Linked DNA regions of Homo sapiens: region 2 is linked to region 1. The links are chromatin contacts, found by POLR2A ChIA-PET in ENCODE. All regions are on one chromosome and are shown on one strand. Each heading gives the region's core, a stretch centred on a gene start or an enhancer-like site at or near the end of the contact. The rest is flanking DNA. Distances are from core to core; before and after follow the strand shown. Region 1 overlaps PITX1-AS1 (PITX1 antisense RNA 1). Region 2 overlaps PITX1-AS1 (PITX1 antisense RNA 1).

What was found. ChIA-PET counts read pairs that join two places held with the same protein, here RNA polymerase II (POLR2A).
Region 2: POLR2A ChIA-PET joins it to region 1 with 16 read pairs in AG04450. The contact joins two enhancer-like sites. POLR2A ChIA-PET finds 5 or more read pairs at or near these places in 2 of 52 experiments (AG04450 and BJ).

Annotation. Positions count from the first base shown.
Region 1 is chr5:135,137,664-135,141,804 of GRCh38, reverse strand. All of the region lies in intron 2 of PITX1-AS1 (PITX1 antisense RNA 1), which reads right to left. Among named protein-coding and RNA genes, the nearest start is that of EPIST, 100 kb to the right of the region's middle. Within about 2 kb of position 1,809, at least 10 of the 41 ENCODE cell types and tissues checked have a DNase peak (open chromatin) inside an H3K27ac peak, as active enhancers do.
Region 2 is chr5:135,261,392-135,265,464 of GRCh38, reverse strand. The region is part of intron 3 of PITX1-AS1 (PITX1 antisense RNA 1); the gene reads right to left. Among named protein-coding and RNA genes, the nearest start is that of LINC02900, 15 kb to the right of the region's middle. Within about 2 kb of position 2,249, at least 5 of the 41 ENCODE cell types and tissues checked have a DNase peak (open chromatin) inside an H3K27ac peak, as active enhancers do.

The DNA of each region.
Region 1 (4,141 bases), core at 560-3,059:
GAGCCACCTGCTCGCCTGACACCCTCAGCATCCCAGGTGCCCTCAACAATTCACGCACATTTGGGAGAAATTGAGGGCATGTCCCACTGGAGCCTCCCCATCGTGACAGGAAAGGGGCAGGACAGGCATCATCACACCTCATGTGACAGAGGAGGAAACTGAGGCCAGAGAGAAGGAGGGGCCTGCCTGAATCATGTAACAGGAACCCAGGTGGCCTGACTCACCTTCTGGCACCCCTTCAGTGATCCTCCAAGTAGGCCCCTCCTTGTCCTATTCTAAGCTCTGGGCTTGGCCTATTTTCAAGGAAGAACCGCCCACAAGTCCCCAAAGTCCAGCTCTGTGTTTACTCTTCAGTGAAAATGGTGGCAAATGTATGCAAAACAGATGCTGTGACACATGGTTTGTTGTCAAGAGCAGAGGTCAGAGGGCAGGAGGACTTGTTTGTAGGGGACAGATTGAGGTCTGATAGCCAAGACATTCAGGGTGGGGAGTCTGCTGGGACCCACAAGCTTTAAGGGAAACATCTGACTTCCCAGAGGGGTACAGAGCTGTTCCTGGAGACCAAGGTGGAGCCAGGGATCAGCAGGTGGGGAGGGCACAGAGGACAGCCAGCATCCCCACGCCAAGTACTGTGTCATGTCTCTGCCCCATACCCCCACAGCAGGCAGCCCAGCTGGGCACAAGGAAGTACCCTACCCCCACCCTTGTTAGAGTCACTGATGCTGGAACCATTCCGCCTGAGCGTCTTCCCCAATGCTGAAGACACGTCATACCCAGGGCTGGACCCAGAGTGGATGCTGGCAGATGCCTGCTGAATGAATCTGCAAATCCACAAAGCCAGGCACTGCTTCATGTGGCAGCAAGCCGGCTCTGCCCATATTATAGGAGGCACCAGCTTCCTTCTCAAAACAAGGAAGTGGTTCCGTGGATATCGTGAATCCTCTTTCATCCTCTGAAAGGCATGAATCACAAGTTCTCAGACCCAGCAAAGTTGTGTAAAGGATTCCCACCAAAGCCCATGCACTTCTCTCTTTCTTGATCAGTTGTCCTCCAAGTGCGATCCCTGGAACACAGAGTCACCTGGGACTTGTTAGAAATGCAAATTTTCAGGACCCACCCGAGACCTAATGAAGCAGAAACTCCAAGGGTGGGTGGGGGCCAGTGATCTTCTTTAACAGGCCCTGCAGGTGGTTCTAAGGCATGCTAGTTTGAAAACCACTGCTCTGAATAAAATCAACCAAAATAATACCCCTTGTGCAAAGCAGGGTTCTTGCTCCAAACAAGTGAAAAATAGCTGATATCCCAGATCACTCATCATTAGCATCAAATCAAATTCCTCCAAAATCAGTTATTCAGCATCTGTTCTACATATATCTGTGTAAACCTACAGAAAAATGTGAGTGCATATAAGATACGACAAAGGGAGGGAAAATAAATGAGTTCACAACTTGTTACAGTTAGGCATGTATGTTTATGTTTGTGTATTTTTCCTACCTATTCACTGAGATCTCAAACTTCCTGAGCGTAGGACTCAGCTTTCCTTGGAACATCGGCCCAGTCCTAGGGACTTTGCAGAGAGGGTGGCTCAGTCCACTCTAGGGGACCCAGCAGAGTTCAAATCCAGCCCCTGACCCCAGGGGCTCACACCAAGTCTTGTCTGAAAACTCCTCCAGAGGATGTACGACTCTTCCCTCCTCAACATTTCTTGCTACACTCCTTTGCCCTCTTCCCACTCAATGAGTCATATCACATACCCTGTTATTGTGAAATCCCAGAGCATATTTCTCCTGTTCCACTTTCCATCCACAGCCTCTGATTGGGCCTGTGCACCTGGCTCCTCCCACCTCTCTTCCCTGACCGACCTCTCCCCATCAGCTTCAAGAAGCTCGTCATTCAGGGTGCTTCACTGTCCTAGGGTCCCGCATTGTATGTCCTTGTTCCCATTTCACACTCTAATCCATTACAAGCCCATGGGAAGTTGAGGAAGAGTTGGCCCCCTGCCTGTGTTTTCCAAGTGGGTCCCCCCAGGAGCATGCCACAGGCAATCCCAGCTGGAGACCTGCGCCTGCACCATGGACCCCTCTGAAAGCCTCATGAAAGCATTCCAGGATGTAATAAACCCGTCAGGCCCTGGCTAATTTATATCGAAGCAGATGATTTCCCATTTTTTAGAATGTAAATGTTTAGATTGCAGCATTCCCCTGCCTCGGCATCTGAGGTCCTGGCACGTAAGTGATGAAATCGGCCACTTTTCCAGATGGATCCTTAGATGGAAGAGCCACCATGCCAGCATCCACCCACGGGAAGGATCCAGCTCTCAACAGGCACATGTACAAACCCCACACCAAAGTCAGTATACCAGCATTTGCTTAATGTCAAGAAGTCTCATCTGGCTTTCGCAGAGGATGGGAGGAGAAATAGAGCTTTCAAAGGCAGGGCTTCAGAGCAGAGACAGCAACTGAGATTAGCTAGGTATTCCAAGATCTCTTTCCTTTTATGCTTCTTTGCAAAAAGTTCCTCATTTACTCTGGCCTCAGATACATGTTATTAGATCTCTGTGTTGTATAAACAGGCAAGAGGAGTAGATTAGTGGAAATAAATATAACACAACCCAAGAAAACAGTTCAGCTTGGCCAGTCGAGCCCTGCACATCCCACTGTTCACTCTGTCCTGGGCTGTGTGCATTGACCCATGAGACCCTGCCACCAAACACCATGGGTGGCCCATCCATGAGGCAGCCTCCACCAAGGGAGCTCCTAGCCCAGGGAACCACAGATGTCTTCTTGGGTTCCAGGCACAGGAAAACCAGTTTCCCAAGACCAAGGGAACTCAGAAATGGCCCCTGTAATGAACCACTAGCATCCAAGGGCTCCAACTACTTCAACCAAAATACACCCATTGTCCTGGCACCATTTTCTATAGACAAGTGCCAATTCATGCACAATGTGAGCCCTACAAGCCACTCAGCCTTTTAGTTTCTTCACTGGCCAAATGAAGCTATCCTCTCCATCTCCTGACAATGATGGGAGAAGTCCAGATATGCTGCAAGGAAAGCTTGAGGGTCCTAAAAGGAACTCTAGGCTCAGATGGCTGCTTCACCCATCAAGAAGGCAACAGAATGCGGTACTTGGGCTTGGAAGTGAGTCACACTGCTGAGTTACAGTACACTGCCTCTAGGCTATATGTCTTTGGGCAAGTCACCTCACCTCTCTGAGCCTGACTTTCTTTATCAATAAGATAGAGATAATATAGTATCCATCTCTTAGGTTGTTATCAATAATTAACATGTATTGAGTATTTACTATCCTAATCCAGGTCAGATCATCTGAGAGCAGACTTCCTGCCTGGCCAAATGATCCACTCTCTTGAGCTCTGGATGGTGCCAGATGGTGCCAGGCAGCATTTGAGCAATATTTTCCAACATGAGACCTGCAGTGCATGGCTGAGCTGGGAGGAGGGCAGACACGAACCAGACCTGCTCCTTCATTTAAGCAACAGGCTCTGATTCACCTAGAGGGCCAGGATTCAGCCCGCGGCTCTCAGCTCCAGGCCTGTGCCACCCTTATCAGGAGTAGTAATGCTAGAAGGTTGGTAAAACAATCACTATGATCTGCACAACCAAGGTACCCCACCTGTCCTCAGGACCTATGGAAAAAACAGGAATCAAGGCAAGTTTGGGCTGCCCATTTACAGACACAGCACCTGAGCTTCTCTGAATCACCTGAGGGCAAGATTTTCAGGCAAATGCTCAAAAGCCCCTCAAGTTCCATCTCAGCTTTTCCCCAGGTCTGAAGCTCACTGGCAGCCTCAAGGAACTGAAAGGCTCACATCCACCTCTGCAGGATGACAAATCCAATGTCCCCTCCAGCCCTGAGGCTGGCGAGGACACCAGAGCAGCCATCTCCTGACTCAAGTCTCTGCAAACCAAGCCTTGTCCAGCTTCCCACTCAGGCTCATTCCCTCCTAATTCTGAGTCAAGGGGGAAATGCTGTGAGAATTAGCAAGGACCCCTTCTGGAGCCCCAGCCCCTCATTTGCAAACAGTTAGGGGCTTTCTCCCTTCCTTCCAGTATGACTGCCCCAAACATCTCCCGGCCACGGAAAATCCCTGCCTACTCCACCACTGGGCAGCCTGGCTAGAG
Region 2 (4,073 bases), core at 1,000-3,499, 120 kb before region 1:
ATCTGATATAAACTAAATTTAAACTTTGACCTCCAACAATAAAAACGCTACTTTCCTTCTCTGAAGACCTGAAATTCAGATTAAGGGCCTGCCAGCTTCACTTTCCGGGTTTCTAACTGACTTCTAATTAGATTCTAAGCTTTACTCAGAAGGGGCTGGGGACGGGCCGGGGCCCATGGCGGACGGCAGCCAACTGGCCTGGTTTCTCCTCATTCCCATTAGAAGTCAGATGCTTCTAGCTTTCCCACACCCCGAATCCTGTGTTTTTGGTATTGTCACAGAGTACCAAGCTAGTGCAGAAAACTCAAAATAAAATTGCTGTCTCAAGCTACATTGCAAATTTGCTCTGATCCCGTTTTGCACGAACTGCTTTAATCCTGCTGCGGGTAAAGGTTAAGTATGAGCTTACTCAAATCTGCCCCCACGTCATGTTCTAATTCCTGTAGGTTATCTTAGTTAGAAATTAAGGCAAGCAACTGCGAGTCCACATGGGGGCTGTCTGCGGCCAGGGCTGCTCCCTTCGTCTAAGCCTTCAACAGCCTCGCCTGCCACCCCACTCGTGAACAATTTTCTGTTTTTCAGAGCTTGACATTCATATGTTGTTCAGGTTTGCTACACACAAAATTAATGCCATGCATTTCTTTTTTTTTTTTTTAAGAAAGAAATTAAATAAATGTCACAGTCTGGACCAGAATAAGCAACTGAAAATTCAAATTCAGGGATGTCCTACATTAATAACTATTCACCGAGGAAGCATTTCCTGTTTATACATTGAGCTAATGAGAATCCATCACTCCTGTCAAATACACTGAACACCAAATTCAAATGTCAAACCAAATGTAAGAGGTCACACATTTCCTTTGCTAACTAAAAGTGTAATTCATAAATATTATTGCTACCAAACTCTCCATCTACAACATTTGTTTAGAAATATGCACATGTAATATAAATTGTGATTAAGTTAAATGGGTATATTATTTCCTGTTTTAAGGGCTAACAGCAGCATGAATTATGCTTTACTGCAAAGAAGGGCTCAAGTCACAAGCGGGTCTGCTCGAGCCCAGCCCCACATTTTACACCCCCAGATTGTTTTTTGCACATTCATTCATAAATACTTTACATTACCCAGCCGCACTGATAACTTTCACTTCTGCTGCCTTATAAAATAGCTCTTACTGTTGAAAAGGTCAGCTAAATGGACGTAAACTTTGTATCTAGCTACACTTAAAAATAAAAGTGGAAAAACAAAGAAGATTTACAAAGCCAGGGTCTTCATTTACCTCCATAAGCACAGTACCAGGATTCAAATTAAACTGAAACTTCGCATCTGTGGCATGATTTAGTGAGATGAGACTTGTTAGCCTGGGAAGTGACAACACAGCATTTTAACTTCCAAAATTACCAGGGAGTACAGAAACAATTGGGAAGCGACCTTTCATTATTTTTGTCAGCAAATAAATTCAACTAATATCCTTAGTTCAAAAAACCTGTATACACATTAACATTTGTATTACTTTAGGAGGACAAAATGTATTCTAGCAAAGAAAACAAGGAAAGCAGAAAAAACAGAAATAGATTCTCACCTAACAACCTGATAGGGAAATGTCCTCATGGCATTCAAATAAAAGGGTGAAAAGAGAGACCAGAATCAAAGCTGACCCTTCCTGGTCATGCTCCGGCAGTTTAAGAAAGGCGTATAGTTTCATCCCCCCCGCCACCCCCAAAAATTATTACCAGTGACCAAAAATAAATAAATAAATAAAATTTTAAAAGCAAGCAAATAAACCCTACCCTCCCAGGCCTAGATTGAGAGGTTTTCTCCCTATAGGCAAGCAGGAGAGCTTTGCTCCAAATCCTAGCAGAGCCAAGCCAAATGAATCCCACGTCCACATCAGCGAGGCCTCTGGCCGGGTCTCCCTGGGCCAAGCCCACGCGGAGGAGAGCGGGTGGGTCAGGTGCTCCTCGGAGGAGCTCTGACTCATCACTGTGTTCCAAACCCTTTCAAAGGGGAGCCGACCTGATGCCATCGTGCCAGACAATTTTGCAATGAAACTAAGTCTTTGATGTCACAGACTGAGAGAGAGGGATAAGCTGGGCTCTTGAATAGATAACCGGGATGACTCCCAGCTTTTGAAGTCTAGTGAAGAGCATTTCATAAACTCCAGATTTAGAAGCAGATAATTAACAGATACCATTAAGGCTCGTATCCGTGGCTATGGCTGTGACCGCTGCCCCACAGCCAAGACGGACACCCTGCCCACGTGTCACGAGGCAGGCAGGGGCCCAATCCTTACCTGCCCTGACTTCCCTGAAAGCTTAGGCTGAATGGGCAGATTTTGGTTCAAGAACAGGTGCTTCTGGAGGATAGATTTCTTTAAAGCATGTAGCCTTCATTCAATATTTCGAATTAGGCTTCTAATAGTTTTATCCTAGCACTTGTCCATCATACTATGATAGTTACATCATCGGTTATATTAAGTGTAGCAACTTCAAATTTGTTAATTGTGATTTGAAGTCCAGTGAAAGAAATGACTTTTATCTCACATTTTTTATTAAAGTATAATTTATATAAAGTCCAGTGCTCAGGTCTTAAGTGTTCTGATCAAACAGTTTTGATGAATACACATAAAGCCACAGGACATTTCTCACACTTCCCAGGCAATCTCCTATCCCCAGAATCAACCACTGGTTTTATTTCTGTCATCGTAGGTTAGTTTTTCCTAGTTTGGATTTTCTTATAAATGGATCCCATCGTATGCACATTTTCATATGCAGCTTATGTCACTCATCATATGTCTGAGATTCATCCATGATGGTATTAGTTGTTCATTCTGTTACACTGCTTGGTATCCTGTTGCATGACTAAACCACAGTGTCTTTATCCATTCCTCACTCATGGACAACTGGGCCGTTTGCCAGTTTTCGATTTTTACGAATGAAACTGCTATGAACATTCTTATACAAGGATTTTTGTGGAAATATATTTTCATTTCTCTCATGTAAATACCTAGGAATAGAAATGCTGGCTATAGGTAAGTGTATTTTTAACTTTTAAAGGAAGTATTAGTTTTCCAAACTGGTTATACCATTTGACACTCTCACCAACAATGCATAAGAGTTCCAGTTCCTCCACATCCTCTCCCACTTTTAGTGTCATCAGTTTTTTTCACTTTAACCAACTTCTAGTTGATATCTAGTGGTCACTAACTATAATTTTAATTTGCATTTCCCTGATATCTAGTAGTTGGTGTTTAAAACTTTTTCCTGTGTGTATTGGCCACTTGTATATCTTCTTTAATGATATTTCTATCCAAGTTGTTTTGCAATTTTTAATTACATTGTTTGTCTTTTTATTGTTGAGTTGCAAGAATTTCTCTATGTATTCCGAATGGAAGTCTTTTGTCAGAGATGTGTTGGCAAATCTGTGGCTTGCCTATTCATTTGTTTTAACAGTGTCTTTGATAAGCAGAAAGATTTTATTTTATTGAAACCCAGTTAATCAAGTTTTGCTTTTATGGCCTGTACTTTCCATGATTTCTTTAAGAAGTCTTTGCTACCTCAAGGTTACAAAAATACTCTGTTTTTTTCTAGTAATTTTATCACTTTAGTGTTTGCATTTAGATCAATGACCCATATTGAACTGATTTTTCTATATTATTAGAGGTAAGAACAAAGTTTTTTTTCAAATTAATATCTAGTTGTTTCTGTACCATTTGTTGAAAAGATTTTCCTTCACTACTGAATTTCTTTGGCACCCTTGTCAAAAATCACTTTCCCATATATCTTGGGTCTATGCATGGACTCTATTTTGTTCCATTTGTCTTTTAACCCATCCTTTCATCCATACCACACTGTGTTGATTAGTGTAGTTATATAGTCAGTCTTGTGGTGAAGTAGGGTAAATATTCCAAATTTGCTCTACTTTTTCAATATTGCTTTGGCTATCCTAGGTCCTTTGCCTTTTCATATAAATTTTAAAATTATTTTGTCCAAGATAAAAGCTTGCTGGGATTTTATTTAGGATTGGTCAGTTTGGGAGAAGTGACATCTTAATGTTGAGTCTTCTAATTCAT